2 separate regions of the Mus musculus genome follow, and region 1 is linked to region 2. The links are chromatin loops, found by intact Hi-C in ENCODE. Cell type or tissue: gastrocnemius. All regions are shown on one strand. Each heading gives the region's core, and the rest is flanking DNA. Links, peaks and the distances in the headings are about the cores only. Region 1 overlaps Herc1 (HECT and RLD domain containing E3 ubiquitin protein ligase family member 1). Region 2 overlaps Herc1 (HECT and RLD domain containing E3 ubiquitin protein ligase family member 1).

Region 1 (16,428 bases), core at 3,628-11,627, 50 kb after region 2:
ATTTTTGGAAATTCTGTCCTAATTCTTAGCCAAAAGATTTTTTTTTAAATGAAAATTTGCTCAGTAGCTTAAACTGCAAATTTTAAAATCAAGTACTCAAACACAATATAACCTAAAGATACACTAGTTTGATATTTGCTGAGAAATGGCAACAGGAAAATAAAAAAAGAATTTGTTTTTTCATAATTAAACCATTGCATTTTTGTAAGTACAGAAAACTTTGTGTGTAATAACCACTACAATTCATAACATGTAATCTCAAATTTTAACCAAGATGTTTCAAAAAACCCTCATAGGTGTTACACAATGTAACACCATGCAGTGTCAGGTCAGAACCGAGGCTGCAGTAAGTTCCTGCGATGCAAGTACATTGCCTCCAGAGACACCTTGGACCTCTATGTGCTTGCTTTTAGTTTTGGTAATGATGTGTTCAGGAACCGTTTACTGCTGCCGAACTCAGGAACTCAGAGTGAGTTCCAGGACAGCCGGGACTACACAGATAAACCCTGTCTCGAAAAAACAAACAAACAACAAAAACAAACCTTCAAATAATTGGATATTAATATTGTCATTTTACAATTCTTAAAAAACAAAACAAAACTGGATGTCTGATTAAACTGAATCTCCGAACTACCAGTTTGCAGCTCCCTTTTGTCTATGATGTAAACACCCTTTGAAGAAGTTCTCGTTAGTGGCCTCTGGGGGAGATGGGTGTATCTGGTACTATCATCTGTCTTAAGGGAAGGAGTAGTCAGCTAAATGATAGGAAGAAGGTGCCACAGAAGTAGAAATGAGATCAGTAAAGGTAAATATGGCTTACTCCTTGTCCAAGTGAGTTGCCTTGTGCACTGGCCTTAGCTTTCTCACTTTAAAACCTGGCAGAGCAAATATGTTGATTGGATATTGTTTAATTACTCTACAGGTAATGGAGCCTAAAAAGTGAGACAGACTAAAGGCTCATATAATAACCAGTTTTATTCAGAATATCAGGTAATTTATGCTCCAAGGGTTAAGAGAATCACCTGAGTATATTTGTGTAAAGCCACACATGGCAAAAATGTGTTTTCCCATTGAAGCACAGATAACAAGCCAGCTGTGATGAGTGATCTGAATTAAACTCATTCCCATCTGCTACACCTGGGAGAACATGAAAACACGTTCCAAGAACAATTTTGTGTTTTGAAGAAACTGAGGTCACAAGCCTCTTGTCTTGTTTTTCTGGAGTTTTCTCACAAACATTCAGAATTCCCATTTCACAACTCCATTCTTGGACCAAGAGGCATGATGTTATCAGACAGAGCCATCAGCTCACAGTAGGCAAACCTATTTGTATAGAGTGAACACATGCAGTTCAGAAGTGTTAGGTGAGAAAATAAAAATTACATGAAGTTAAATTTTGTAAATAAAACTATTGTTCACAAGCAAAAGTCATGTTTTGGTGTTTTTTTGTGTCTCAGATATTGGAATTTTGAAATACAGTAATTTCTGTTTGTTTAAAGAACAGAAAATTATTTTTAAAAATATCAAAACAGAGCCAGGTTTCTGCTTTACTGTTAATCATCAAGTTAAGCAACTTTATGGGAGAAAGTATCTGTCTCAGTCTCTAGCTCCATACTACTCAATTGTAAAATTTCCAAGAATGAGCTGTAAAATATTTTAAACTAACACATATCAAAACAATGAATTATAGGATGGCTATAGGAAATCGGCAGGAGCCAAGTGTGTTTATCAGCTGCGGGGACACATCACACCTGTTCGGACTGTGGCCTTCAGTTCTGATGGCTTGGCCTTGGTGTCTGGTGGACTTGGAGGGCTTATGAACATTTGGTCTTTAAGGGTAAGGACACAGGTTGTTTTTTATTTAAAAAAAATATATTTTACATTAGTTATATCATGTATAATAAAAATCAACCAACCCTAAGAATATTTCATTGGCTAGTGAAGATGCTCCCGTAGAATCATCTACTGGGAAAGAACCAGTCTTTCTGATCCTTTGGGTTTCTTTCTGATAAGTGTGTTTAAAGCAAAAAGTGGGTAGCAGGTTACAAATTGAAAGCTTTTGAATTCAGCTCAGTTATAATTTTTAATGTATATTTTGTGAATGTAAAGTAACAGATATTGTGGCAATAGTGCCTAACGTCAAGAAATGAGTTTTGATAAATATATCTCATTTTAGGATGGCTCTGTCTTGCAAACTGTTGTAATCGGCTCTGGAGCTATTCAGACCACAGTATGGATTCCAGAAGTTGGGGTAGCTGCCTGCTCAAATAGATCAAAGGTAACACTGCAGACACACCAAACCATAGACTAAGACATTGAGAAATTTTAGAAGTTGCAGTCCAAGCCCCCCCTTACAGAAGAATGACTGCTATTTGAAAGATTATTATTTGCCCAAGATAATGCAACTATTTAATGGTAGAAGGGAGTTAGAACCCAGGGATACTCATTTCTTACCTAATACCCTTTCTGCTGTACTTGGGCTTTGCTGAAGATGCTTGATTATTTTTTCTCCTTTTTATTTCCCTTGGAAGACACAAGTAGATTCTGATTTTATCACATAATTTTTTATACCATTATACTGTCTCAAAAGGATAGTCTATTGTTGTGTCCGGCCAGCAGACCACAACCTGGGTTCTAGCCTGGAAAGGCATTTTGGAAACCTGGAAGAGAAGAGGGGCTAGGTGGCGAGAGAAAGAAATGTAGCCAAGACAGTTATTCTGATCTAAGCTCAAATTTTACTGTTGCGACACTCAGTTATGAAGGAAGGGGGAGGGGACCCGATTCCCGCCGAATAATCTCAGGTCCAGTAGAAAGGTGAGCACGTGTGTGGCTCCAAACAGCAAAGCGGCAGGTTCCAGCAGTGGGCGTGGCAGAACGAATGAGCAGGAAGCTCCACCCCTGAGCAAGCAGGTTTCAGGCTGGAGGAGGGGAGACTACAGTCTATGAAAAAATATTCAAAGACATTTAAATATCCAAAATACATCATGGCTTTGAAATTTAAGATACTAATAAAATGCTAGCAAGTCTGATGTGATATCAAGATCAATGTGGTGTTTGATTTATATTTTATGTACTTACATAGTGTTAAAAGAAGCTATGATCATATGTGAATAGAACTACTAAAAGTAAAAATAAAAACTGACCAATCCTAGGTTCTTCTTAAGATTGGCAATATAGCGTGTAGCACCCTAAGCAGTACAAATAGCCACCAAGCCTGCTGCATAGAGTAGGGCAGTTCTGAAATTTTACATTGTGTTCCTGAGGAAACAACTATTTTTATTTCTGCTAGTATTCCTATAGTCGTGTCAGACATGTGAAGTATACTCCATGCCTTTTCTTACAAGTCTGAGAACTGGCAGATAATTGATACTGTTTTTAAAGAAAATATGTTAAGGTAGTTTATACTTTCTAAAATTGTTTTATTTACTCATTTTACTTAGACAAAAATTAGGATTTTTAAAATTTCTGTAGACATTTTAAAATATGTAAAAAGACAAAGTACTTAATCTAATTACTGGAGAGAATTTCTCAGGTTCTGTGGTGATGGCATGATTTTAATCTTTTATGTAAACAAATTAATCATCTGGCATGATTTATTTTCCACCAGGATGTTTTGGTTGTTAATTGCACAGCAGAATGGGCTTCTGCCAATCACATTTTAGCAACTTGTAGAACAGCCCTGAAACAACAGGGTGTTCTGGGATTAAACATGGCTCCCTGCATGAGAGCATTTCTGGAACGGCTACCCATGATGCTTCAAGAGCAATATGCCTATGAAAAGGTAACTCATGGCCCTCACTCCCATAGTACTTAGTGCTTTGGAATTGGAATCTCCTCCACAAACCACCCAAGGACATGAAGTTTGAGGGAAATATGTGAAGCTATCTGTACAGAAGTAAAGTCATTATACCTAAAGCAGTTGGTTGTTCAGTAATCTTAAGTCCATTCCTTATTTTCACTCGAGTAAAATGAAACTGTGATCCCAAAATTTTTAGTGTTGATACATTCCTTTTCATATAAATTATTCACTTTATATCCAGTTAATTTAACTGAAGAATATGCCTGGATTTAATGTCCATGATCTCTGTGATAGATTTGTTCTGCCATGATTAAAGACTGCTGTAAAGGGGATTTACCTTTGATTTCCTGGGGTAAAGGAAGAAATGTGATGTGAAAGGAATAAGGTCTTTGTGATTTTGTTCATAATCAAGAAAAAATACACAAGACACAGTTTAATATGATCCCATATCAGATTCTGGAAAAAAAAAGGCTGTCAGTGATAAGACCAAATAAAGCTCTAGTTTAGCTAATGTTATACCAGGATAAGTTACTTAGTTTTTATCAATGCGATATGATTATACAAGGTTTTATTTATATATAATACATACATAAATATATATATATGTATATATATATGATGTTAGGGAAATTGAGGAAAGAATATACACAATTCTCTTTACTAGTTCCATAAGCTTTCACAACATAAGCTTACTCAGAGTATCTGACACAGGCTCCTCTTGAATGTGGCATTCTTTTGTTTTTTTCTTAGCCTCATGTAGTTTGTGGTGACCAGCTTGTTCATAGCCCCTACATGCAATGTTTGGCTTCCCTTGCTGTGGGACTTCATCTGGATCAGCTGTTGTGTAACCCTCCAGTGCCACCACACCATCAGAACTGTCTCCCTGACCCTACATCCTGGAATCCCAATGAGTGGGCCTGGTTAGAATGCTTTTCAACCACTATCAAGGCTGCAGAGGCCCTCACCAACGGAGCGCAGTTTCCAGAGTCATTTACTGTCCCAGATCTAGAGCCTGTTCCTGAGGATGAGCTAGTGCTCCTCATGGTAAGCAAAACTCGAGCTGCTGTTGGTTGTCTTAGAGACTGTGTTATGGCTGCTTGGTGTGCCAGTGACTAGCAACATGCCCTTAGATAGACTGAATATACCTTTTTTTGTTTTGTTTTGTTTTTGGTGGTTTTTTTGAGACAGGGTTTCTCTGTATAGCCCTGGCTGTCCTGGAACTCACTTTGTAGACCAGGCTGGCCTCGAACTCAGAAATCCGCCTGCCTCTGCCTCCCAAGTGCTGGGATTAAAGGCATGCACCACCACGCCTGGCTGAATATACTTTTCTAGTGGATGGCTGTTCAAGTCTCTTGATGACAGAGCCTTTCTGAATCTATTGACTCCATACATAGTTCCATGCTTTTCTGTTTTCTTTGTCTGTAGGTGCTTGTTAAGTACCTTAATCATACACATTTTTAGTTTTCCTCTGGTCATTTTGTGAGATTGATGCCACATAGAAATTCTGATTTAGTCCACTCTTAAAATGTAGAGTAATCAGCATCAAGTGAGAATACAGAAGAGCATTCAGTGTGTCATTTCTTTTTACTGTAGTTGATAGTGTTTACCCATAGAAAATGGTGATGATCATAAAATGCCAATACAAGCCAGCACCTGACCAAACTTTAGTTATGGTTTATGTATGCAAAAATTTGAACATAAAAATGTAAATACAACATAAAACAGATAAATTAATTAAAGAAAGGCATCTGAATATATGTTTTAATTAAGAAATGACTTCCATGGGGGCTGGTGAGATGGCTCAGTGGGTAAGAGCACCCGACTGCTCTCCCGAAGGTCAGGAGTTCAAATCCCAGCAACCACATGGTGGCTCATAACCATCTGTAACAAGATCTGACGCCCTCTTCTGGAGTGTCTGAAGACAGCTACAGTGTACTTACATATAATAAATAAATAAATCTTTAAAAAAAAAAAAAAAAAAAAAAGAAATGACTTCCATAGGGTTGTGCCTGACATGCACAGTCCCCAGCACCATATACAAATAATAGACTGGAGAGGAGTACATTCAGTAACATGGAATAGAGTGGAGTAGAGTGCAACAGCTCTTTCTGAACCCCATTTGGGCCTAATTTCATCTTACAGATAGGGAAACTGAAGCCCAAAACAATGACAAGACCTACCCACTAAACTAGTCAAAGAATCTAAGGAGGCAGTAGATTTTGTACATGGCCTTACACCCCTTGGTACTCAGTAAACACGAATGGTTACCTTTGAACCTAGGCAACAGTGATAATGAAAGTGTGTATAATAAAAGCCAATATTAGAATGAAAAAAAAACGCATGTTTGAAATTATGATGATACCAAACTTGCTGGGTGGGATGACACATGCCTCTAAACCCGAACTTCCTAGAAGGAAAAACCAAGAGAATTTTGACCCCAAGAGTTTAAAGGCAGCTGACGTGAGCAACATAGCAAGAAAATAAGAACAACTCTTCCTGACATGTCATATCACCATGTTCTTTAGAAAGGAAATGTTATCAGTAACCGAGCAGACAAGTCCTGGCAAAGCATCATTGTTTCTGATGTGTGCTCTGTCTTGCAGGATAACAGCAAGTGGATCAATGGCATGGATGAACAAATTATGTCTTGGGCAACTTCCAGACCTGAGGTCAGTAAAGATGAGATTGCTGTGAGGTGGGTTTCATTCAGCCTTTTGATTGTAGATGCATGTGTTTCTGTAGAGGTTGTCAAATGCTGGTGCTCTGTATGTATTTGTTTGAGCAACTGGATAAACCTAACTTTGGGTGCCTATGGGTTTTTTAGGACTGGCACCTGGGAGGTAAATGTGATGTCTACTTATGGGGTGCTGGCAGGCATGGACAGCTGGCCGAAGCTGGAAGAAACGTAATGGTACCAGCTACAGCGCCTTCATTCTCACAAGCCCAACAGGTAACTAGCAGAGTAAAGAACAGAGAAGAAATGTGAGAATTCTAGTTGCTTTCAGCAACTTATTTGGGGTTGAATCTTGTCAGTTTTTTGGTCTATTGTGGTGAATCATTAAAGAACTTCATTTTATATGTAGCCTCCAAATAAAACCTTTCTAAGCTTTTATTATACCTAAGACATTTTATTAAGAAGTTTCTATAACTTTCTTGCTTCCAAGTATAGTGAATTAATACCACAATATATTAGGCCAGGGCAGTGTATATTTATGGAAGCTGAGCTAATCTTAATCACTGTGCTCTTTGGGAACCATGATCTACCTAGGATCTTTAGCTAGACTTTATTGATGCCCCTCCCTTCATCTTCTAGGCATGGTACTGTATTCCCAAACCATCCTTGAAGCCACTCATTTCACTTGCATTCTCTTCTACCTAAAGCTGTCCCAGAGTTCACTGCTCTTCCCTGTGTGTGTCCCCTCCAATTTCTGCCTCTTTCTCCACCAGTCTTTAGTAGCTTCCTACATCCTTTCCTCTTTCTTCTCTTATCTTGTTTAACTCTGCACAGTTTGCTGAAATCTCATGGTTCTGATTTATTTCATTCAGATGGGACTCTTGATGTGCTTTAACTGTAATCAGAAGCATAGTAGTCAAAGGTTACAGGGAAGCTACATGTAGGCCAGTTTTTCTACTTTGGTACAAAGGAAATAAAGAACTGGTAGAGATACCCTCAGGTGCATGGGCTCATCTAAAATGTCCGTAAATGTGTTAGAGATAAACAATAAGGGTAATGGAGTGGTAATGTTTTTATTCAGTCTTAAATAATTTCATGCATGTACACAGTGTATCTTGATTATGTCTGACTCAAATAAGGGTAATGTTGTTAATTATGTGTTTTATACTAGGTTATATGTGGTCAGAACTGTACCTTTGTCATCCAGGCCAATGGGACAGTGTTGGCTTGTGGGGAAGGAAGTTATGGCAGATTAGGGCAAGGAAATTCAGACGACCTTCATGTGCTGACTGTGATTTCAGCCCTACAAGGTGAGGCTGCCCTGAATTTAGAAAGGTTAGAAATTGTGACCTGATTGTAGGAGTGTGTGCATCCACTGGAACTTCCCAACTCAGTGAACACATGGAGTTTGCTTCTGCATGGGTTCTAGTTAGGTAATATATACAGCCTTAATTTCCACATTTTAAGCTATTTCACAAGAAGGAGAGCTAACATCTGGCAGCGTATATGTACTTGATATTAAAGGAAACCAAATGTTTAAAATTATAAGCAGATTTTTTTAAATTGTTAAACCATAATTAGGTAGTTGTGTATGTGTGTGTGTAAGTGTGTGTTTTACTAACATAAAAAATAGTTTAATGAAAATCTCCAACTATGCTAAAGAGTTTAAAGGGCATCTGGCAGAGTTTTATGTCACTTGAGGAAGAAGCAATAAAAACTGCTATGGGGTCTCTTGGATCCCAAAGCTTACAATAAGGGACATTCAACGTTTGAACACTGTGATATGATATCCTCTGCAAATGTGTTAGGCCACACCCATAGCTATCTTCAGATGTATTTGGCCTATAGGCTGTAGGGTGAGCATACTTGTTCATGAATGTAAATGCTTCTACTAAGGCTTCCCAGTAAGTTCACAGGAGATTTGTGCAGAACTGGGTCAGAGTATGCTGCATTGTAGGGGGGAACACGGGCGGGGTTCCTCCCTCTGCTCTCTGGCCCCTGGCTCTGAAACCTTGCATAACGACCACACCACTTTCCAACTTAGTCTCTGCAACTGTAGAAAATGGGAGTGCCTGCCATTAGATCTGTGTGAAAGGAAAAATTTGATAATCCTGATTGAGCATTAGTGACTGTAATGGCTGTCCTTCCTTTTCTTCATCATTTTGCATGGTTGCTCCCAGATATGCAAGGTTATGTCTATAAATTTGATTCAAAATTCTAAAAAGTTTGTTATTCTATAGTACCATTTTGATGTTTTTCAAATCTTAGGGCATTTTCTTAGTAGCTGCAAGAGTGACTATTTATCATTTGAGACCTCTTGTGTTTCTGCTATCTTCTAGGTTTTGTGGTGACCCAGCTGGTGACTTCCTGTGGCTCAGATGGGCACTCAATGGCCTTGACAGAAAGTGGTGAAGTCTTTAGCTGGGGAGATGGGGACTATGGCAAACTTGGCCATGGAAACAGTGACAGACAGCGGCGACCAAGGCAGATTGAGGCCTTACAAGGAGAAGAAGTGGTACAGGTCAGGCACAGCATTCATAAGTTTGCCTTTGAATCTAAATACAGTATTATTAAATAACATTCTGAAGTTTAGCTAGCAGGAGTAGTATAAAAACAGATTCCAGGGGCAGTAGTATAAGCGATCCACTATTTTTGGCTCACTATTTTTGGCTCCACTATGTCGGCTCAGCTCATTACTGAGCTTTTTGGAAATTAAATAGGTTTTAATATTAGAATGAACTTAACTTTCCCAAGCCAGCAGACTTAGTCCAAGATAGGATGCTGAATACTCTTGGAAAAAGCTCTAGAGGATTAGGTCCTACCTTGCAGTTCTTGGTAGGTAGTGGGGACGTTTTCATTTAACTCCTTTTTGTTGGAAAGGGATGTGCATGTCTGTTAGATCAGCTAGTGATCTAAAATAATATTGTAAAATCACGTAGCACAACAGAGTTTACTATAAATTTTCCACTCATTTATTTCCTTTAGTCTGTCAGTGTACACAGCCAAAAGAGTGATGACAGTTGTTCCAGGGCCTATTTGGTTTTTCTAAACCTGCTAGGCAGGTCAGGAGGTCTGTGTTAATAGATGGACAGACTACCTGCTCCTCACTTGTCAGCTGCATTCATAATCAAAAGAGAATGACTTCTTTCCTAGTCTATCTTCTTACAAACTTTTTTTCTACTTGATTCTGTCCTAGATGTCTTGTGGCTTCAAGCATTCAGCAGTGGTAACATCGGATGGCAAACTCTTTACCTTTGGGAACGGTGACTATGGCCGTCTGGGTCTTGGAAACACCTCTAACAAAAAACTTCCAGAGAGAGTGACCGCGCTGGAGGGATATCAGATTGGACAGGCATGGCTTTAGTTGATAGTAATTTCTTACCTTTTCTGTTTCTACTTAGATATTCTTCTGTTAGTCAGAAAGACCAGAACTAACTAGTTGCATTTAACCTCTGTACCTTTTGGTTCACATACTTTATAATTTCATGACTTTTTCCCAGTGTGAAAAATTCACATTTTTGTCCCCTAACTTTTGGATGTGACTGTTTAAAAAAAACAAAACAAAACAAAAACAACAACAACAACAAAATACCATCCATAAATTACTACCAACAACTTGCTATATAAAGTTTTTTTAAAAGCTGGGCGTGGTGGCACATACCTGTAATACCAACATTTGAAAGGCCAAAGCAGGCAGATCTAGATAGAGTTCAAGCTTAGCCTATTTATCAGCATCGCATCTCAAACAAGCAAGCAAACAGAAGCAACAACACCAACACAAAGCTGCCTTTACACAGTACAACGTTTCTGTTGTTCCTGTGTGTCAGTGTTGAGTTGTATAACTGGATTTTTCCATCTGCATAAAGACATTGTAAGTGTTTCTCAATAATGGGTAAGATGTCTTGACTTCCCTATGTCATGGCTGAGACAGCCTCTGTTGTAAATGAGTATTTCTGAGGTATATGACTTTTCTACTTTTATGTTCTTAGTTAGCTACAGATGCTTGAAGGATTTTACTTTGAAAAAAAGTAAAAACGAATTATTTAGGAATCTTGGGAATTGTACTTGATGTGTTTGGGTTAACCTTCGAAGCCATTACCAAAACCAGGAAGAATCTTGGGAAACAACACATAACATTTTTCAGTTAAGAAGAGAGAAACGTGGAAACAGCTTGTGAGAGGTGAGAGGATCTGCTCACTGAGCCCTCCATTGTTCCTACAGGTGGCCTGTGGGCTGAACCACACCTTGGCAGTGTCAGCAGATGGCTCCATGGTGTGGGCCTTTGGAGATGGAGACTATGGTAAACTGGGCCTAGGAAATTCCACAGCAAAGTCTTCTCCTCAGGTCAGTTATGCCTTGAATATCAGTTTTTATACAACAGAAATTAGGTTTTGCTTATATCAGTACCTCTTTTACATTGGAAATGCTTTAGCTTGAACATTTTTATAATTTATAATGAAGGCTTAAGGCCTTCATTTGCTTATTCTCAAATATCCAACACTCTAGATCATGACTTTTTTTTTTTTTTTTTTAAAGATTTATTTATTTATTATATGTAAGTACACTGTAGCCGTCTTCAGACACTCCAGAAGAGGGAGTCAGATCTTGTCACAGATGGTTGTGAGCCACCATGTGGTTGCTGGGATCCGAACTCTGGACCTTCGGAAGAGCAGTCGGGTGCTCCTACCCACTGAGCCATCTCACCAGCCCCCTAGATCATGACTTTTAAAAAACCATTACTAAGGTTAAATGGATGTAAACATCCCACAAGGATAAACTTTGGTCTCTGCAGATGCTAAGTGCTGTATGACTGTGTCCCATGTAAAGAAGAGGCACCTCCCAGGTCCTTATGGGAGGGATCCATGGGCAGAGTAGCCTGCAGCTGCTGTTTCAGCATGTTACCAATGAATTGTGCATCTTTCAAAAATATATAGAAAAATAAGTGCTTATAAAATTAACTAGGAACTGTACTTCACATTTTAGGTTTCTTTGTTCTGCAGACCTCCTGTGCAGCCTTGCTGCATGGGTTTTCCTTACATATTTAATTTCCTTACATATTTAAATAGCATGACATAATTTATAACTTTGTTTTCAACTTCAGTTTACTATCATATATAGTCTGTGACAAGTTAATAGTTGCTTTGATGAATATTCAATAGGAGTGCAAAAAAGCAGACAACTTCAACTTCATCTGTGGGGAATGTAGAAGACAGCTGTTACCACCTGGGAAAGCTAAAAGCAAAGCAAACTGATGGGAAGCTGCTTGTGGTCTCACAGGAGCTTGCAATGTTGTTTTAAAAGGTCATGGTTTTCTTTGGTTTCTGTTACTCAGTGGAATGCTTCCACTTCATGGGTTCCCAAGGACATTAACCAGACTTCCTGACACTTGCATTCTCTCTCACACAGTTACTGACCAGAGCAGTAGGGGAAAAGAGTCTCTAGGAATATGACTTGTGTAAAATAAATCAGTAACAATTGCCCTTTTTATTGAAGACAGTATTTGATGTTATAAATGCCAGTAGGAAAGTTTAAGAGATATTTTTGCTTGTTTGTTTGTTTTTTTTTCCCTTTCAAACATATACTTTATACTTTTATTTCACAGAAAGTTGATGTCCTCTGTGGAATTGGAATTAAAAAGGTTGCTTGTGGAACTCAGTTTTCTGTGGCTTTGACTAAAGATGGTCATGTGTACACTTTTGGTCAAGGTAAGATATCTTCCCACCTACATCACTTTCTATACGTGTATATTATAAAATGTTTGCCTTCTAGGTCCATACAGAGTTCTGAGTGGTGTTATCCTTGTTCTCTTGCTACTCTGTGCTCCTATTTGATGAATTTGTTTTCAGGGACAAATTCCTCTCCATTAACTCTCAAGTGAGAGCCTTCACCCTTGATGAAAGAATGGCTGACAAGAGCTCTACCTCCTCCTCTCTGCTGCTGTCAGGCTGTAGAGATGGAGAGCTGTGTGAGGGCAGTGTGAGAGATGAAGTCAACTGTGACTAGAGTTTCTCCCTTGTCAGAGCACTGAGTCCTCTGAGTAAGGAAAGAGCTGGCTCAGGAGGGAAGGAACTTGCTGTAGTTATTGTGTGAGTTTGCTTTTTCCTTGGTATGACAAAGGGTCTGACAGAATGGAAGAAAGGTGGTTGTTTTATGGATGCAGAAGGATCTGTGTGTAGTTCTGTTTTACAGATGCCGAGGAGTTAGTCTGTAGTTTTATGGTCCCATTGCTCCTGGGTTCATGAAGAAACAGATTCTCTTGAGAGAAGAGAATGGCTGAACAAAGCTAGTCACCTTGTGATAGATATGAGGCAGAGAAAGGGGAAAAGGTTAGAGACAAGATAATCTTTCCAACACATGCCTCCAGTCTGGCAAGATGCCTCTCTGTATAAAGACACTTGCTGCCGAGCGTAAGACCTGAGTTCCATTGTGGAATTCACATGTGGAAAAGGAAAAATAATCTAACCTTTACATATATAGTTTGGCTTGTATGTGTGCACACACACACAAGAGGAGGAGAAGAAGAGGCAGCAGCAAATAAATAAAGGTCTGGAAAGATGACTCAGTGGTTAATAGCACTTGGTGCTTCTTTAGAGAGCCTGCCTTTGGTTCCAAGCATGTACCCCATGTGGTTCACAACCATCTCTACTCTGATTCCAGGGCATTCAACACGCTCCTCTAGTCTCCATGGGCACCAGGCATACGTGCAGGCACTCAAACATGTACATAAAATGAAAATAAATAATATTTTTAAATAAATAAATATAAGAAAAAAACAATGATATTCCTCCAATGATACTACTTCTTCTAACCAGGTCTGACTTCTTAGTAACCATTCAGCTGTGGACGAATCCATTGATGAAATTAGCATCCTCTCAGTAGCACTATTAGTTTGGATCCATAGCTTCAACACATAAGCTTTTAGGACCGTTTTATGTCCAAATCATAGCCACCATATAGGGACTTCTGTTCTAGATATACGTATGGAGATCTCCAACAGGTCATTGGGAATTTGTATCTAGGACTCCAAAGGGATTCGGTATGCGTATCTAGGTTAGGATACTGATTACACAGTGGTAATAGGTAATAGGTTTAGTCATTGATTTAAGAATCCCAGAAAACATGTAGAGTGAAGAACAGAGTAGAATTCTAGGGAATGTTAGCACGGAAGATTTTGAATAGAATATTAGCAAGGATAATGAAGAGTCTCCAGGGACCTGGGAGAGCTCAGGCCATATTTTCAGACAATTATGTGTCATGATTATTATGGCCAGAATCTGAGAGGCCACTGCAGCAACCAGACAGGAGTCAACTCAAGGTTTTGAGGGGAAGTTTTAGGGCAGCTGTACAAATTGAGGTCAGATGTCGGATGCCATGCCTAATGGACCTGGAGGTTATTGAGCAACAAGGGTAAAGAGAGAGGTGGGGTAGAAATTTGAGCTAAAACAGGTTGAATGTCATTCTTTTTAAGAACACAAGAAACTTGAAGGCCTTGTTGAACATGTGTCAGTCCTTTTAATATGAGAGTATTGAAAAACCCTCTTGCCTTGACTTACTGACTTTAGTTTTAATTTTCTATATAAATAAAAAGACTAACATTTCATACAGGAATAGCCTCAGACTTGTTACTTAAAATTTAGTGTATTTTGCTGGAATAGCAGGTTTTTGCACCATGTTGTGTACATGATTGTCATTCTTTTGTGTGTGTGTGTGTGTATTAAAACACTTTTTTTAATTAGATATTTTCTTCATTTACATTTCAAATGCTATCCCCAAAGCCCCCTATACCATCCCCCTGCCCTGCTCCCCAACCCACCCACTCCTGCTTCCTGGCCCTGGCATTCCCCTGTACTGGGGCATATGATCTTCGCAAGACCAAGGGCCTCTCCTTCCACTGATGCCTGACTAGGCCATCCTCTGCTACATATATAACTAGAGATATATCTCTGGGGGGTACTGGTTAGTTCATATTGTTGTTCCTCATATAGGCTTGCAGACCCCTTTAGCTCCTTGGGTATTTTCTCTAGCTCCTTCATTAGGGGCCCTGTGTTCCATCCAATAGATGACTGTGAGTATCCACTTATGTATTTGCCAGGCACTGGCATAGCCTCACAAGAGACAGCTATATCAGGGTCCTGCATGATTGTCATTCTAAGGCAAGAAGTTAATGGTTTCTTACAGAACACAAACTTCAGGGTGCCATCTATAACACTTCCTCTTGCTATTCTTCCAGACCGATTGATAGGCTTGCCTGAGGGACGTGCTCGTAATCATAATCGACCCCAACAAATCCCTGTCCTGGCTGGAGTGGTCATTGAAGATGTGGCTGTTGGAGCTGAACACACACTTGCTTTGGCATCAACTGGAGATGTTTATGCCTGGGGTAGCAATTCAGAAGGGCAGGTAAATGGCATATTTGCTGCTCTTGCATACTCTAGAAATCTGACGGTGTTGTTTATTTGTAAGAGTGTCTTTGTATTTTAAAATATTAGTGTTCAGAGAATCCTTTGCTTGTGCAAGAAATCTTGTCATCCCCTGTAGTCACAGGAGTAAGGGCAGGAATGAAAATGAAGAGAATGTAAAAAGACTTCAGGTCTGTGTCCTTAGTCCTTCTGTCTATCTGTATATGGAAGAGAGACGTTGGTAGGAGATGTCTGAGAGACTGATGCTTCTACAGTGGTTTTCAGCCCACAAGCAGAGCCATCCTCACTTCCTCCCATAATCTCAGATCAGAGACCCTCTTATTCAAAGTTGTTTTAGTGAGCATTTACATTCTCCTCATACCTGCATTAGCAGATCAGGAAGTTGTGGTTGCAGTAATCTTGATGAAAGGAGAACCAATGGTGAGGAGCCTTTGGGGAATTCCCTGGTTAGGTTTTGACAAAATCTTCCTTGATGTTGAACACTTAACTGCTGCTGCTAAGAGCAGAGAATTGGAGCCATGTATATTTTATATCTGTGTACCCAGAAACCAGTGTGTCTTAAGTAAGAGTTCTGGAGAGCCTTCTTTTTTCACTTAACAAGAACTCCTACCCTTTCCAAGATACCTCTTCCAAGAATTCAAGAGTGTGACCAGTTGTTAAGACTAATGCTTTTAGGGGACAGTCTAAACTTATAAGGACTACTACTGTGATAGAGAAATCAGAATTTATTCATTCGTTTGTTTGTTTGTTTGTTTGTTTTTGTTTTTCCAGACAGGGTTTCTCTGTGTAGCCCTGGCTGTCCTGGAACTCACTCTGTAGACCAGGCTGGCCTGGAACTCAGAAATCCACCTGCCTCTGCCACCCAAGTGCTGGGATTAAAGGCATGCGCCACCACACCCGGCTGAATTTATTCGTTATTGAAGTTGATGCATGACTCAGATGTTAATAGATTTCATTGGCCTGCCTTCTGCTTCTTCAATCTCTGTGCATTTGCTTTTTTATTCTTAGCTTGGCCTAGGCCACACCAACCACGTTCGAGAACCAACCCTGGTAACAGTTCTGCAAGGGAAAAACATCCGCCAGATTTCAGCGGGCCGTTGCCACAGTGCTGCATGGACAGCCCCACCAGTCCCACCAAGAGCACCAGGTGAGACGGACCATTTGTGCTCTTCCAGCTGCTCTTCTACTTTCAGTCGTGTCGTGATGCTCTATCTGCTTGCAGTTCTCACTGCATCCAACATGTCTAAAATGCATCAAGGCTTGGAGTATTCTTTTTGCTACAAGCACCATAAATATTTCATATCATGCATTTCTTCTGCAGACTTCAGTATATAGCCAAACTTCATGCCCTCTCTTTCTCTCAGTCCTCAAAGAAATCAGCATGTTTTTTAGGCAAACAAGAATTAATTAAATTAGAGCTTCTACTAAGTATACATACACTTATATAGGTAAGTATAAATATACCTGTATCGATAAAAAGGTAGCAAATAGAACTGGCCATCCTGATCCAACTTTAATCCCAGCACTTGGAAGGC
Region 2 (16,428 bases), core at 4,238-12,237:
TGACATTCCTTGGTTAAGTCATATACAGCCCTTCAATTTGGACAGCTTAAGAAAATGGTGTCTTTGTTTAAATTTCTTCTGTATTTAAAAAAATAATTTTAACATAATATATACCCATGGATATTACTTTTTTCTAAATTATATGAAAGCTGTACTTATAAGTAGGAATTTTTTCATATTATTTTCATCTCCATAAAACTGAAAATTAGATTTTCCCCCTCTATTGGAGATGGAATTCAGAATTCTATGTGCATACTAGGCAAGCTTTCTACTGCGGAACTGTATCTCTAGTCCTGGAGCTCTTATTAGAAAGAGTTCTTGGGGCTTTGGAAATAGCTCAGTGGATAAAGTACTTGTGAAAACCTGTGGTCAGGTCCTGAGAACACACATAAGTATTTGTGTGTTTATAATCCCTTTATGGCAAGAAGGAAGGGAAGATGGGAATAGCTCGAAGCTTATGGGCCAGCTGGTCTGGTATACACAGCAGCAAAAACCAAGGTACCCTATCTCAAACAAAGTTGAAGGCAAGGGACAGATAGCCAATATTGTCCTAGCCTGCACTCATTCCTCCATGTATATTAAAAACCCATTACCACCCCCCCAGCTCATACACACACCCACACCACACACACACACACACACACACACACACACACACACACACACACACCCCACCACCACCACCACCACCCCTAGAAGCTTTTGAGAAAAGAATATTTCATGAAAATATAAAAGGTAATAATTCTTTGGTATATGAATTAATTTTATTAGGATATTTAATAGTTCATAATATTAGTTCCCTATTAAGAATTTCCATGTCTGATTTTAAAGCCCTGAGGTTTAACTGGCACCAGTGTAACAGTAAAAAAATGAAAGACTAAATGCTTAATATTGTAGTAGAGTTTCTTCCTCTGTGGCCACTAGTAATAATCTTTTCAAAACTTTCTGTCTGGTATAATTTAACAAGTGCAGTTTTTTTTTTAACATGATGTATCTTTGTTGGGTACCTTAAAATTAATTCCTAATATAGAAAGTTGGTATGTTTACACAATAAACAAATGAATCCTGGCTATATATAGTAAATTGGATTTATGTTGGCAATATTATATTGCACAAAAAGAATATGTTTAAAATGATTACATAATTAATACTTTCTTAAGATTGTAAAATACGGCTAAAACTGGGGCTGTGTGGATGAATCTGAGTTCTTGCTATGCAAGTGTAAGAACTGGAGTTTAGATCTCCAGAGCTACCTGAAGGCCAGTTGGGTTTAGTAGTCCACCTATAGCCCCATCACAAGGGAGGCCGAGATAGGGGAGTCCTCAGAGCAAGCTAAAACAGTGAGTGGTAGGTTCATTATAAGACTCTGCAACAACATGTTAATGGAGAATAATCCAGGAAGACACCCTAAGTCAAATTTCATTCAGGTGCATAAACATTCATGAGCATCTAAAAACACATAGGTATTTATATCCCTACATACATGCAGAATACATGCCTATGTAAAATAATCACCACAGTTAAAGATTGTCCATCTTTAGAGTGAATGTAAGACAAAATTCGATAGCAGTAAAAGGAAGAGAATGATAAGCCTAAGCTTCAGACTAGTAAAAATTTAGGTAGAAAACAAATTGATACAAGTTTTTGTCAGTTTTATATTTATATTCAATAATAATATAAATATATAAATACAAAAGCAGGCAAAATATAGAACAATGATGAGAAGGTTTATTATGAACGAAAAGTATAGTTAAGCAAACTTAGTTCCCTAAGAATGTTTAAAGAAAAAGTATATGAATTGGATATGGATATATTTTTAGAGCTAAACTTGGCTTGTAACTTAGAAAGTTATTTTTGTATTCTAATATGGTAGTATTTGATGTTTAAAGGTTTAACCTAAAAATACAAGCAAGCTAATAACACTTAGCTATTACTGCTGCTAATACAAACTGCTGGTAATACCATTAATATTTTACAATGGATACTACTTTTTTGTGAAACTTTGCTTCCTTTATATAGGAGCTTAACAACCTGAGGTAAATAAATATGCACATGACAGGTAGTAAGTGAAACTTAACAGTGGTGTTTATGTCTCCTTTTTGTAAGTTTACTTGCCCTTGTATAACCATTTTTGCTAATATTTCATTGAAGATTTGTAGACATTTTGTGCAGTTGTGACTTCCCTTTGCAATGATGTTTAGTCAGATGAAATCCTTTTTTGATTGGCTTTTACCAGTAGAGTTCTAAGTGCCCGTTTTGGTGTTGCTCCTGAGTAATGATGTGTTGTGATACTTCAGAGCCTTTTTGATTAAGATCTTACAGAGCAGCTTCTGCCTTTATTTTCTTGTGGTAGCGTGTTGCCAAAGCACTGACATGGACACCGATAAATCAACAAGGCTTTCTCTTTAGTTTTTTACATTGCTTTTAACTTTTGTTTATTTTTGTTCTTTTTTTTTTTAACCAAAGTATTTTGACCAGATTCACTTAATGCATGCATGTGTTCAAACATGAGTATCCATTTCTCACCACTTGGTATGATAGTAGCGCTCAGCCTTCATCTAGTTTGAGAATGTGTTCCCTTCTCTACTTGATTGCTGTTGATGTGTGATTTTTTTTTTAACCCCTATTTTCATGTAGGTCCTATGCATAGTCAATTAGAATCTCTGAGTGACTCTTGGACTCGCCTGAAACATACCAGAGATTGGTTCTACAACTCCTCTTACTCCTTTGAGTCTGATTTTGACCTTACCAAGTCTTTGGGAGTTCACACATTGATTGAAAATGTTGTAAGTTTTGTGAGTGGAGATGTGGGGAATGCTCCAGGTTTCAAGGAGCCGGAAGAAAGTATGTCTACAAGTCCCCAGGCCTCCATCATTGCAATGGAGCAGCAACAGCTAAGGGCAGAGGTAAGTTGTGGATATTTATTATTCATAAGCAACTCTGGAAACCAAAAGTGAATCACTCACTGAATGTATAATTCTATGAAAAGCTTTGCCCTTCTTTTCCCCTCCCCTCCCCTCCCCTCCCCTCCACTCCACTCCGTGCATGTGCATGTGTGGTACAGTGTGTGTAGATGGGTGGAGTCTAGAGGTTAGTTTGCGTGTCCTCCTTTATAGTACGTGTGCCACAGAGTTCTGAGGACATCTTGTAGGAGTCATTTCTCACCTTCTACCATGTGGGTTCTAGTGATCGAACTCTGTCCTTCAATCTCGGCAGCAAATACCTCTATCTAGTGAACCTTGTTGTTACTAGTTTTTGAGGCGACCTCAAAACCTTCTGAGCTTGGGTTCTGCATAGACTGTGCCTCGCTTGCCTCCAGCACTGAGGTCACAGAGATGCTGGCAGGCTTAGCTTTATGTGGGTACTGGGAATCCAAATTCAGGTCTTTGTGCTTGTGCAGTAAGTGTTCTACCTTCTGGGCTGTCTCCTTTTTCTGTACCTGAGCTTTTAACATTCTTTTCTTTGTTTGCTTATGTTTTTATTTGTTTGGTTGGTTTTGTTCTTTAGAGATGGGGTTTCTTTTTGTTTAGCCCTGCCTGTCCTAGAGCTCACTGAATAGACCAGGCTGGCCTTAAACTGAGAGATTCACCTGCCTCTGCCTACCTGAGTGCTGGGACTGAAGGCGTGCACCCAACTTGACATCCTTTTCTTAATGAAAGCAGCACAACAGTGTTTGAACCGGATAAAACGTACAATTTAAAGATTTTATCTCTTAGGACAAACTGTCATCAGTCGTCTCTCTTCTAGAAGCAAGGTTGAAATTGGCTCCGTCTCATACCCTCCATTTTGTACTGTTTATCTCTGCATTAAAAGGATGCCACAGGGATTGCTGTGAGTTTGAGGCTAGTCTAGGCTATATAATCTATGCCAGCCCAGCTAGGGCTGCGTAGGAGAAACCCTATCACAAACGCAAGGAAAAGAAAAGGCAGGAACAAAACATTAGTGATACCCACAACAATGATTGCTACAGTAAAGACCCAAAGATGAGTAAAGACATCCATGAGAAAACTAGGGTACCTAGGAGGTTTGCATAGTCACAGAATAAGCCCCAAATATTAATGACTTTTAATCTGACCACAGATCCTTTGATATTCCTTCCTCTAATAGAAATTAAATTTTTCACCCTTGTTAATGGGTTGTACTTAGTAACTTGCTTCTAGTAGGTATGAGAAAGAGGAAGAAAAAGGAATGACATTAGAAATCTGGCAGATAGATCTTTAAGCAATCATAATGACTATTACTATTAATATCTCATGTAGATATAACGTATCATTGACATAATGACAATACTGAATTCTGTAGCTATCTTCTACAAATCTCTAGCTCTATTCTAGTTGTGAGAGGGGGACTGGGTAGCAAATCCAAATTTAGGAACTTCCTATAAGTTACTTCCTTATAAGAAATAAAGACTACTTCCAACATGTCATGGTCATGAAAAATGAAGATATATATATACATACATACATATATATATACATACATATATATATATATATACACACACACACACACACACACACACACATATATACACACACATACACACATACACATATACATATATATGTATACATATTTCACTTTATATGTGAATATATAAAGATACACATATATGATATCTTTTATATATAATATTTCTTATATACACGTGTATATATACATACACACACACACACACATACACACACACACACACATATATATATATATATATATAAAATTACAGATTAATGCAGTCCTGTCTCAGTGGTTCTTGAACAATTTCCATTCATGATCTTTTTTTTTTTTTGCCTGAAAAACTTTTATTCAGTATGTAGCTATATAAAATAGATATGCAAATCATTTACTGAGAAATGCTAAAGAAATAACTTTTAGAACAACTTTTTGTATCATTTATTAAAGAGGAAAGAAAATTGTATACTAATGAGATGGGTTTAGGTATGTGAGCCCAGTCATGTAGTTGTGGGGACCCATGCAAGATGTCAGGTATTGTAGTCTTTTGCTCTCTACTTTATTGCCCACGGAACCTCTCTTCTGTCTATGCTAGCTAACCAGTGATCTCTTAGGATTCACCTGTTCCTGATTTCCCAATGTTTGGGTTACAGACTCTTGCTGCAAGGCTTGCTTTTTAAATGGGTGTTGGGGATTAAAACTCACCTCATCATGCTTACAGAGCAAATACTCTTGCCCATCATACCATTTTCCTAGTCCTAAGGTTTACTTTTTAATTCAAATTTTGCTCATCTTTACTGTGGTAATCATTACTGTGGAAATCTAACCTAAATTGAGATACAGCCTTTGTTATTTTCTCTCTATTTTCACTCCTCCCCTATTTCCTCTTGAGAAAGAGTCTCCCTGTATAGCTCAGGCTGACCTGATCTAATCTGGAGCTAGAGAGATGGCTTAGTGATTAAGAACGTATGCTGTAGAGGACCCATGTTCTGTTGCCAATACCCTTTTCAGGTGGCTCTAAACTGTCTATAACTTCAGTTCAAGGGAATCGGATTCCCTGCACATACATACACTCAGGCATACACACATGCCTAAAGCAAAATAAGTCTTAAACTCAGTTAAACAGAGAATTAATCTTGACTGAGTAGTTGCTATTGCTGTATCTAGAGCATCCTCAGTATTTTTCAGAGCTGATAATCAGTGCTGTGATTTTGTGATCATGATTATTACCGTTGAGATAACTGCTTCACATAAAAGGGTTTACAACTTTCTCTAAATCTAAACTTTTAAAGTAGAAATCCATTTTTTTTTTTTTTTTCAAAGAAGAGTAGGCTGAGCCACTGTAGTGATGGGTCTTTCAGTAGTGGGTAGAGAAGATAGTGAGCCTTGGACAGACCATGGAGAAGTACTTCTGATTCTGGAACTAAAAAGTATTCATTCTATGCAATCTCACTACTTGTACTTATAAAGCTTTGAACTCTTCACATGTATCTGTGTGCGTCATAGTAGCTCTTTGAGTAGGCTAGACACTGATACTCGTTTTGTATTTGAGGAAACTGGGACTCATAAAGTTCATTGACTTTCCTAAGACTGCCCAACATGCAGAAGAATGTGGCCTTGACATCTTGTCTCCAAACTTTACCTTTTTTTATTGGTTATTTTATTTATTTACATTTCAAATGTTGTCCCCCTTCCTGGTCTCCCCTCCTCAAACCTCTGATCCTATCCCTCCTCCCCATTGCCTCTAAGAGGGTGATCTCCCACCGTCACACTCACTCCTACCTCACGCCTCTAGCATCCCCTTACACGGGGCAATAAGCCTCCAAAGGACCGAGGGCCTCCCCTCCCACTGATGCCAGAGAGGGTAATCCTCTGCTATATATGTAGCTGGAACCATAGACCCATCCATTATACTGTTGGGTTGGTGGTTTAGTCCCTGGAAACTTTGGTGGGTCTGGTTAGTTGATGATGTTCTTTCCTGTGGGGTTGGAATCCCCATCAGTTCCTTTAATCTTTCCCCTAACTCTTCCTTTGGAATCCCCAGGCTTAGTCCAATGGTTGGCTGTGAGTATCTGCATCTATATGCAGTCAGGTGCTGGCAGAGCCTCTCAAGAGGACAGCTATACCAGGTTCCTGTCAGCAAGCACTTCTTGGCATCAGCAATAGTGACTGGGTTTGGTGTCTGCAAATGGGATGGATTCCTAAGTTGGACAGTCTGCATGGTCTTTCCTTTTGTCTCTGTTACATTTTTTGTTCCTGTGTTTCCTTCAGACAGAACAATTCTGGGTTAAAATTTTTGAAATGGGTAGGTGGCCCCATCCCTCAAATCTGGAGTAACAAACTTTACATTTACTACTTTAGAAACTTAGGATATATTATTTAGCCATGGAGCACTTTAAATCTTGAATTCAGTCCTCAATACCAACCAACCCAAACCTACTCTCCCAGTGTATGCATGGCTTATTTTATTTTAAAATATCCTCAAAGAGGCTCTAGATGCATTTGATTTAATAAACAGTAGTAATAACATGTTTAACAGATTCTTAGAAAATGTTAGACTTTCTTTGTCCTAGATAACATATTACCTCTGACATACAGAATTCTTTATGTTTGAGTTTGGTGACAGAACCTCAAATGTTTTTCCTTCTAGCTTCGTTTGGAGGCACTTCACCAGATCCTCACTCTATTGTCTGGCATGGAAGAAAAGGGTAACGTCTTGCTGACAGGAAGCAGATCAAGTTCAGGCTTTCAGTCATCCACCCTGCTCACATCTGTGAGATTGCAGTTTCTAGCAGGGTGTTTCGGTTTAGGTACTGTTGGACACACGGGAACCAAAGGAGAGAGTGGCCGACTGCATCACTATCAAGTAAGTGACATGAGTGACGAAATCTTGTTCTGTATGTAGTTCTTTTTCTTTTTACAAAGCCAGGTAGACCATCTGGAACTTGGTGATAATGTATGACTGAGGCTAAAATTCTAAAAGCTTTTACATTACTTTTAAAGATCTATCATTATCTGTATAAGTTTGTGAATCATACAGTTGGGAATAGGTAGGTGATTGTATTATTGTGCTGATTTTAAAACTCTGTGTAATTTAGGATGGAATCAGAGCAGCTAAAAGAAATATTCAGGTTGAAATCCAGGTGGCTGTTCATAAGATTTACCAACAATTGTCTGCTACTCTAGAGAGAGCCCTTCAAGCAAATAAGCATCACATTGGTGAGTAAATATTTCTACAAATAAAGATGAAGGGTGTACATTTTTGCCTGAGGTTATGGTAGATAATTATCTTTATTTTATGTTTTATATTAACAGACCAATATAGTACTTGAAAATTGAATATTACTTTATACTATCATTTATAGTTTGGAGAAGTTTATTTTAATAAATACTTAATTTCAAAGAGATTCTCAACTGTCTGTCTTTCCTTTTTTTTTTAGAAGCCCAGCAACGTCTTCTTTTGGTTACAGTTTTTGCCCTCAGTGTTCATTATCAGCCAGTTGATGTTTCTTTGGCAATTTCCACTGGTCTGCTGAATGTATTGTCACAGTTATGTGGAACAGACACCATGTTAGGACAGCCCCTGCAATTGTTGCCAAAGACTGGTGTTTCTCAGCTTAGCACAGCTTTGAAAGTGGCCAGTACAAGGTTGCTCCAGATTCTAGCCATCACTACTGGGTAAATATTACAAAGGTCTTGATAGAATGAGGTGGGGCCTGTTTTTTTCTATAGTGTTTATCTCTTCTTATATTCTCATTCTTAATTTTTCCTATTATTTCACATAGAACTTATGCTGATAAACTGAGCCCCAAAGTAGTTCAGTCCTTGTTGGATCTACTCTGTAGTCAACTGAAGAATTTATTGTCTCAAACTGGTGTGCTGTTTATGGCCTCTTTTGGAGAAGGAGAAGAGGGTGAAGAAGAAGAAAAAAAAGTTGACTCCAGTGGAGAAGCTGAGAAGAGAGATTTCAGAGGTAGTATAAGCTCTTTTTGTTTTCTTATTATGTGCAAATACTTGACTGTCCATAGTGTCCATATGGTAAGAGTATTGGCTTTTTCCTGTTGTGATACGAAAGGATTCTTGATTGTTTGCAACCCCTTTCTCTATTCATACATATGGTTTAGATGCGCTTCTGACTGAGCCTCTGTGCTCTGTTTACTCTGGTGCTGCTTAGAGCTACTGCTCCTTCTCAAGGTTTGAGAACTGGCTTTGGCAACTGGGAACTGGATTATAATCAGAAAAAACTGAACTAACAGAATTCCTCCTTACACTTGGCCAATATAATGTGTAGTTACTGCTACTTCATTTATTATATAGTGAACATGGTTTCCAGTTGCAGTAAAATATCTTGACAAAAGCTACTTAGATGAGAAAGGTTTTATTTGGTTCACCATTCCAGGTTCAGTCCATGAGATCTGAGACGTCACAGCAACAGGAACTTCATGAACAGAGAGCACTGCCTGCCACCTTTGTCAGGGCATCTTATCATAGCCATAAGAAGTGAAACTAAGGCAGTTTCCAGTAGAATTTATATCTGAAGCAGTAGAACTACTGTCTTTGTCTTCAATGTAATTATGAGACTAAAAGTCTAAAACTGGTCATTATTTCAAAAGGATTGTGAGTTACCATGTCTCATTCTCCCAGTGCCCTTTAAAAGTCTCTTCTGGGTTAGAAGGGTAGATAGAAGAGACTAAGCTATCTCACCATTCTTTGTTCCAGTTCTGTCATCTGTAAAATAAAGGTAATTTAAAGAGCCAACTTTGTGGAGTTTGTTTTGAGGACTAAATAACTTAATACATGTAAGCCCAGAACATTATCTGGCACATAATAAAAATTTAGTGATTGTTAATATTTAAGATTCTAATAGATAATATTTGTAATTAAATGATACTTATGCCATATTAATATTGCTGAGTTTTGTGGGGGGAAATAGAATATACTGAACAGATGCAAAATGATAAAGCATTGTCTTTGTTGTCATTGACATAGGGTCATGGTAGCGGCAAAGTTGTGAGCAGATATGGCACAGTACAAGAAACTCAGAAGAATTATCTGACTCACAGATAATGATGAATTATGTCACAGTGTAGAAGTATGGTTCTGATTAAGATCTAGCCTTGTAGTTTCCTAGCCTAAGCCAGTGGTATGTTGTTTTTTTTCTCCCCTTCATTGTGTATAGAGTAATCTTTACTCAGAGAGCTTAGGCAGACTACAAAATGGTTAATAAAAACAAAGTGTCCCTGCCTCTTTCTTCTGAGATCTACTAGGGTATAAAGAGCTATTAAGGTACTGGGTTCTCACCAGTCTGTGCTCCTGCACATACAGACAACAGCAATGTTTCTAGAATTCTGTAATCCTTTTTAAAAATGCGTTTTTTAAAAAACAAAACAAAACAAAACACATGAGAAAAAAAACCCCAGAATTAATTATTAACTCTTATGCATTCCAATATATATCTGCATTTTGGAGAAAATTATCTTCCATTTAATTTTTCTAATAAACTATTCTCTATTGCTTTTGGCAATGATATCCTAGTGACAATCAGACTTAAATATATCAGACAGAAAAACAGCTACGCTGGTTCTACCTTTCTTCCTTGAATGCCAAATGCCCCAAGATAATTGTATCCTTAGCTGCATGTGCTGGCAGATTCCTAGAACTCCCACCAGAGAAGTTAGGTCAGAGAAGAACATGAGTTGCAGGCCAGCAGTGTTCCATCTAAGAAAACAGCAAAAATAGGGCTTTTTCAATATCTAGTAAAGAAACACAGTTTTTCCATAACTGGGTCTTCGAATGTGTGGCAACAGATCAAGTGCATGTCCGTTCCCCTCTAGTTGTCTTAGAGAGAGGGCTCAGTTTGGAAAATGGCTAGGATGGAGACTCACTCTAAAATCATCAATGTCCAGTCATTCAGAATCAGGCTGCTTAGGTATGGAGAACCTCTAATCCTTTGAAAATACACAATGAAAAGGAAGGTATATGGTCTTTATTTCAAAGTATTGTATCAGCCTGCTTTATATTAGGGGTCTCCAGGCTTTGCCAGAGTCCTTGAGTTTATGATCCTCCTGCCTCTTTTTCTCCCGAGTGCCAGGAATACAGATATTCACCTCCATATGGCTCTAGTTTATTCTAGAACTATTTGCTGGAGACATTATGTAAAAGATAAAAGAAGGCTTCTCCTAGAACGGGAACCAACTCTTGAAAAGGTGTACAGAGGCAAGTTTAGAGTGAAAGACAGAGGTATAGAGGAGAGACTGATACTTCTGTGTTCTTTGGATTAATATTATAAAAAATGTTTTGTATTAAATAATGAGACAAGGTACTGTTTGGAGGAGATGTAAAGTAGTTCTTCGTTTCCTCTCTAGTTGTCTGCAGCAGTTTAGTTCTGTCATAGTCTTGTTCACCCATCACAGCAGACAGAAGTTTTCCTATGCTGCATGCAGCTTCCTGTAAAACTTGATACTGGCTGTCTGTTGTCAGGCATGTTCTTTTCCAGAGGTCTCCTCTCTTTCACAAGAGTTTTCGCTCCTATCCTTAACTAGCATTCCAGAATATCTCTGAAAGTAGCACTGTGGATACTTGTATCCAGATTGTTGCAGATGTTCATATGTTCTTCCTTAGGCCTGGCATTCTATCTTGTTGCCCTCCTAGCACAATTCTAGTTCTTCTCTGCATGGAACTGTCCCAGGATAAGTAAATGTGAAAAGGAATTAAACAAAGAATGTGTGTATATGTGTGCTCTTCTAGCATGCTTATGCTTCTCATCCATACATATAAAGATGTTTCATTCCAGGTTCATTTAAATTTTTATCTTTTCTCATTTTCTAGTTTTCAAAAATTGGTACCCTTTTGAAAACCTAGACTGGGAATTAGATTTGTACTTAATGTAATTAAAATGTAAGCTGAATAAGGTAAACCTTAGCCTGATGTCTTCCAATTAAAATATAAACTTATCTCTTCACTTTTCAGCTGCTCTTAGGAAACAACATGCAGCTGAACTCCATCTAGGGGATTTTTTAGTTTTTCTTCGCAGAGTTGTGTCTTCAAAAGCAATTCAATCAAAAATGGCTTCCCCCAAATGGACAGAAGTGCTTCTAAACATAGCATCTCAGAAGTGTTCTTCAGGTATGTCTGCTGCCTTTGCTTAGAGTATTTTTATGTGTTGCATGTATTTTATTAAGGTAATGCTAAAATTTTAACAATAGTGGGCACTTGATCTCGATTTCAAGAATTTTTCTTCTTTGACTTTTGATTTTTTTTTTTGTGCCAGTTTTAAAATGCCAATTTCTGGATAGCAATTGGTAAGGAATTCATAATGCCAAGTCGTGCTGGAGAAATTAAATTATGATTTACTCTAGAGAATTTAGCCCTGTTTGTTCAGATTATAACATGTACTAAAAATAAGAAGAGATGTGTACAGTATATAATTTACTGAGTCTGACTTCACATTTTAGATTGTCAAGTCAGATCTGAATTTGTATGCCCCCTCTATCCTGATGTGATTTCAGCTGCTTTGATTGTGACTTCTATTGTGTGATGTCTATGACATCTCTGTCTAATAAACTTAATACCTTGTTCCAGCCTAAAAGTCTGGTAATCTTCTACAGGTTACTGATAGTATTTTGCTACCCATAGTTTTGATTAAAAGGTAGATAACAAAAATTAAACTTTGACCATGTAAGTATACAATTCATGCATTAAAGCACAGTCACAGTGTTGTATCCTTTCACCCATTTCCAGAACTTTTTCATCATCTCTGTCTAATGTGTTTGAAACTTGTAGAATTGCAATATAGTAGTCTATGGTATGGGCTATTGTGTGTTTATGTTCTCTATATACTTCAACAATGTTTATTAACTGGTATAACTTACTGCTTCCTTTAATAACATGAAGTTCCTATCATGTTTTTAGAGCATGAGTACTCATTCATTTCCCTAATCTATTAAGGTATGTCTATAAGAAGAGTACATACTTACATCCCAATATTTTGTGTCTACCTTTTCTAACTTAAGAAAAGTACATTGTGAAGGGTACTATGATACACACACACACACACACACACACACACACACGAGAAAACTTTAAAAACCCAGAAACCTACCAAGCTTTAAAATGGGCCACGGACTAGATCAAGGGAATGAAAACTTATGCTTGGGCTTCAGAAGCTCAAAGACATTTTAAAAATGCTACTTTTACTGAAGTATGGAGTTTTGGTCAAATTATTAAAACTATTTGAGCCTGTCTTGGCTTATTAAACTCAGTTATAATTCAGACTCTGATTTTATGATTAATGTATATAAAATACATACTCGACTTTTGACTCAGTGTTGCAGTACACTGAACATGTACATGAAAAAAAATATATATATACACACACATACATACACTAACAGGCACAGATTGGGTTCAGACTTTATGTGACACTAGGCTAAAATACAGGTTTATTTCTTTTATAAACTGCTTTGTAGTCTTAGAAAAATTTTATTTTAAGTTAATTTTAACTCTGGATGCCAGTCACTTTGATAACAGAGATTTATCTGCTGTGTCCCCAGGTATTCCTCTAGTTGGTAACTTAAGAACGAGGCTTCTTGCTCTTCACGTCCTTGAGGCTGTGCTACCAGCTTGTGAATCTGGTGTAGAAGATGACCAAATGGCCCAGGTTTGTAATTTTTAAGTGGCTGGAAAATACTTTCTACATCTGTGGTGTGATTCACCCAAAACTGAGAGTTACTAAAGTCTCGAGTTGTAAATGTGTCTAACTTCAATAGTCTCTACTTCTCAGATTGCTTTATTTATCCTTCATTCTTAAGGAAGAGGAAGAAAATAAGTTGTGAGGTATAAGAAGTAGAGGAGTAGAATATACATGTAAAGTCAAAAGGAAAGGACAGTTTACAATTTTTTAGATTGGGCCTCTAGAGAGAAAAGTGTGTGAAACAGTAAAACTGAAAATGTCTGTATCTAGAAAGAAGATATAAAACCAGGCCATTTTGTAGTGGGCTGATGATCTTTTAAAAATAAAAGTATTCCACATAGGCCTGCCAGACATAACTTTTGGATTTTAGAATAATCAATTTTCATACCCCATTGAATATTACAGTATGTGATACCTCAAAAACATATGTAACATTTCTCTCTATAAATTTTATCATTCTTTCCCTTCAATACACCAGGTTGTTGAACGCTTATTTTCCCTTCTGTCGGATTGTATGTGGGAGACTCCCATTGCTCAGGCCAAACATGCTATTCAAATAAAGGAAAAAGAACAAGAAATAAAATTGCAGGTAATCGATTCTTCCCTCAAAAGGAGTTTTTAGGCCACGGAAGTAGATACAATAGTGCCCAACTCTGTCTCTGGTTGTAAGATCCTACTATGAGGGGCCTTGCTGTAGAATTTGCTTCATATCCTCTTTGTGTGTTTTATCTCTCTTCTTTCATCCTCACCTCTCGAATCATATTTTTTTCTATGAGGCCTTCTTGACTGTCCCTCTTGTCCGTGCTACTGTGCTTCTCAAAGGAGTAAACTGTTGCACAACATTCTGCCTCTCTTCTGGGCAAAGTCCGGAACGGAGAGTGCACATTGGTTCCAAGTCTCCTTTCTGGGTACCCAGGCACAGCAGATGTACTGCCAGAGGGAGTCAAAAACTAGGGGTGTGAGGTCTACCTTTCCCCTCAGCGGCTGCATAACCAGGCCAAGAACAGAAGGCAGAGTCCGGCGGAGAAGAATCTGGTTTGATTGGAAATGAGGGCTGAGGCTACTAGAGGGGCTCGAAGAGAGAAAGCCTTTCTCTGGAGTTTTACACTCTGCTCTTTAAGGTGAAGGCCTTTTACATGATAGTCCTTAATGAAGCAGCTTTCCAAGACAATCCTTGCTTGTTCTTATTGCTTTACTTGATTGGTGGATGTGAATGCACACTTTATTCAGGGTGAACCAGGGATTGTATACCTCTTGCAGGAAGTGGAGGTCATTGGCCGAAGGCTCAAGGCTATTTATATACCTCATTAGCATGGAGAAGAACTCCAGGTGTTATGCTATTTGACTCACTGTCTATGTTCTTTAGTCAGGTGTCATGGCTTTGTGTTCCAGAGCAGGTACAGAATCAGGTAGGGAATGGTTTCATTCCTGCTGTTCTCAATTATGAGATTCCTGGGGTTTGAACTCATTTAACTCCGGGAGTGGTCCTTCATACCTTACAGTAAACTACACCTCAGCTGCTTCTATCTCTTCAGTTTAATTGCTTATCATCCAGCAAGATGCCAGAATTCCATAAAGTATTAGCATTACATTTATAGTTGTTCTTTAGTATCTATAGGAATTGGTTCTAGGACCATCTATGCTTACCCAGATCAGTTGATGTTCAAGTCTCATATATAACATGGTATGGTATTTATAATATGACTCATGCAATTCTCTTATAAACTTTGAATCATTTCTAGGTTTTCCAATACTACATCGTACAGTGTAAAATCTTGTAAAGAATTGTGATACCATATTTTTTATTGAATGAGAAGAGTCTATGTATGTACCAATTCAGTTGTTTTTTAAAAAAATATATTTCAAGTCTGTGGTTTGTTGACTGGATATAGAGCCTGGATATAGAGGACCCCCTGCTTGCATTTTTGCCCATCTCTTACTCTTGTTCTCTTGTATACCCATCCTTGTGGCCATGAGGTTCCACTGACTTATTTTCCAAACTGAATTCTACTTCATACACATACATTTCTTGCTTAGTTTTTTGTGATTTCACAGTTTTTCTGATTTTTCTTTAAACTGATCTTTAATTCTTCTAGGTTTTCTATTTAAGTGTTGGGTTATTGTGTGACCTAGCCATAATCCCCATCCTTACCCCCTAACTATCACACCTCTCCCCTTTTCCATATTTAAAGAAACCTTATTTGGCTTTCTATGCCATTGGTAACCTAAATTTTATATGCTATCTTCCATTAACTCACCACTTGAATGATAACCTTACAGACAACTTATACTTACTGTGTTAAACATAACATCCTTAGCTCCATCACTTTCTGTTCATTCACCCCCTTCTAGTTATTACTGAAGAGAAAAACCTTGGAATTACCACCCTGGATTCCTGTCTCACTATGTAACTGACTGATTAGTCTCCATGTGCCCTAAATGAACAATAAGCTTTTTTTTTTAATAGGCACTGTCTTGCACAGTAACTAAAACCTGGTAGATATATAATAGCTGTGAAATAAAAGCAAGGAATGTATTAGAGGTCTGTTTACTCCCAGATATTGACCCACCCTCCTTTCTGGTAGAAGCAAGGAGAGTTGGAGGAAGAGGATGAAAATCTCCCCATACAAGAAGTCTCTTTTGATCCAGAGAAGGCTCAGTGTTGCATTGTGGAAAATGGACAGATTTTAACTCATGGCAGTGGAGGAAAAGGATATGGATTAGCATCTACTGGGGTGACTTCTGGGTGCTATCAGTGGAAGGTAAGGAGAATTCTTAGTGGTTGTTTTATTGTTGTTTTGTACTTTTAGTTTTTAAATAAGGTTGTTAATGGGGGAAAGCTCACGAGTTCTTACTGCTAGACAAAGAACTACAGACAACTAAGAAATGCTGAGAACAAGAGAAATAGTCTTCTCCAGGGAAGAGCTCACCAATTGGTTATTGGGTATGACCAATAATACCAAACAGACAGCCCTGATAACTTGCATAGAAGTAACATTATAATAGGTTTTATTTATATTTAGGTACATATACGCACATGCGCTCAACAAAGAAAAAAAGCCATGAATTTCAAAGAGAACAAGAGAGGGTATCAGATAGCTTGGAGGGGGGAAGTAATATAATTATAATCTAAAAAAAAATTTTAAAAAGATTTTTGGTCGTATTTCTCTGTGTTATTTAATTAAAAAACAAAACCTTTGGAAAGGTGTATGTTTTATGTAAATGATGATGCTCTGTCATGGTATTGTAAGTGGAAAATGTAAAGGAGATACATGAATTCTACT

The links. A loop is a pair of places that touch in the nucleus more often than their neighbours do. Peaks named below come from ENCODE experiments on the same cell type or tissue, not always from the same donor. Only the 100,000 strongest peaks of a DNase experiment are listed, where the experiment ranks them.
Region 1: it touches region 2 in a loop (2.1-fold over the local background); 7 of 42 quality-filtered maps call a loop at or near these places.

What each region holds. Positions count from the first base shown.
Region 1 is chr9:66,477,255-66,493,682 of GRCm38, forward strand. Herc1 (HECT and RLD domain containing E3 ubiquitin protein ligase family member 1) reads left to right here. Exons shown (of 78, transcript NM_145617.3): 58 at 1,691-1,837; 59 at 2,177-2,278; 60 at 3,608-3,781; 61 at 4,550-4,843; 62 at 6,403-6,468; 63 at 6,624-6,749; 64 at 7,645-7,783; 65 at 8,813-8,994; 66 at 9,670-9,825; 67 at 10,695-10,817; 68 at 12,076-12,178; 69 at 14,704-14,873; 70 at 15,902-16,040. Among named protein-coding and RNA genes, the nearest start is that of Fbxl22, 29 kb to the right of the region's middle. In gastrocnemius, for the core only: no CTCF peak of the experiment used is centred there; no DNase peak of the experiment used is centred there; H3K27ac peaks cover 1,094 bases.
Region 2 is chr9:66,426,174-66,442,601 of GRCm38, forward strand. Herc1 (HECT and RLD domain containing E3 ubiquitin protein ligase family member 1) reads left to right here. Exons shown (of 78, transcript NM_145617.3): 26 at 2,638-2,906; 27 at 7,103-7,318; 28 at 7,551-7,671; 29 at 7,893-8,130; 30 at 8,238-8,425; 31 at 11,422-11,577; 32 at 13,005-13,111; 33 at 13,623-13,733; 34 at 15,730-15,906. Among named protein-coding and RNA genes, the nearest start is that of Fbxl22, 80 kb to the right of the region's middle. In gastrocnemius, for the core only: no CTCF peak of the experiment used is centred there; no DNase peak of the experiment used is centred there.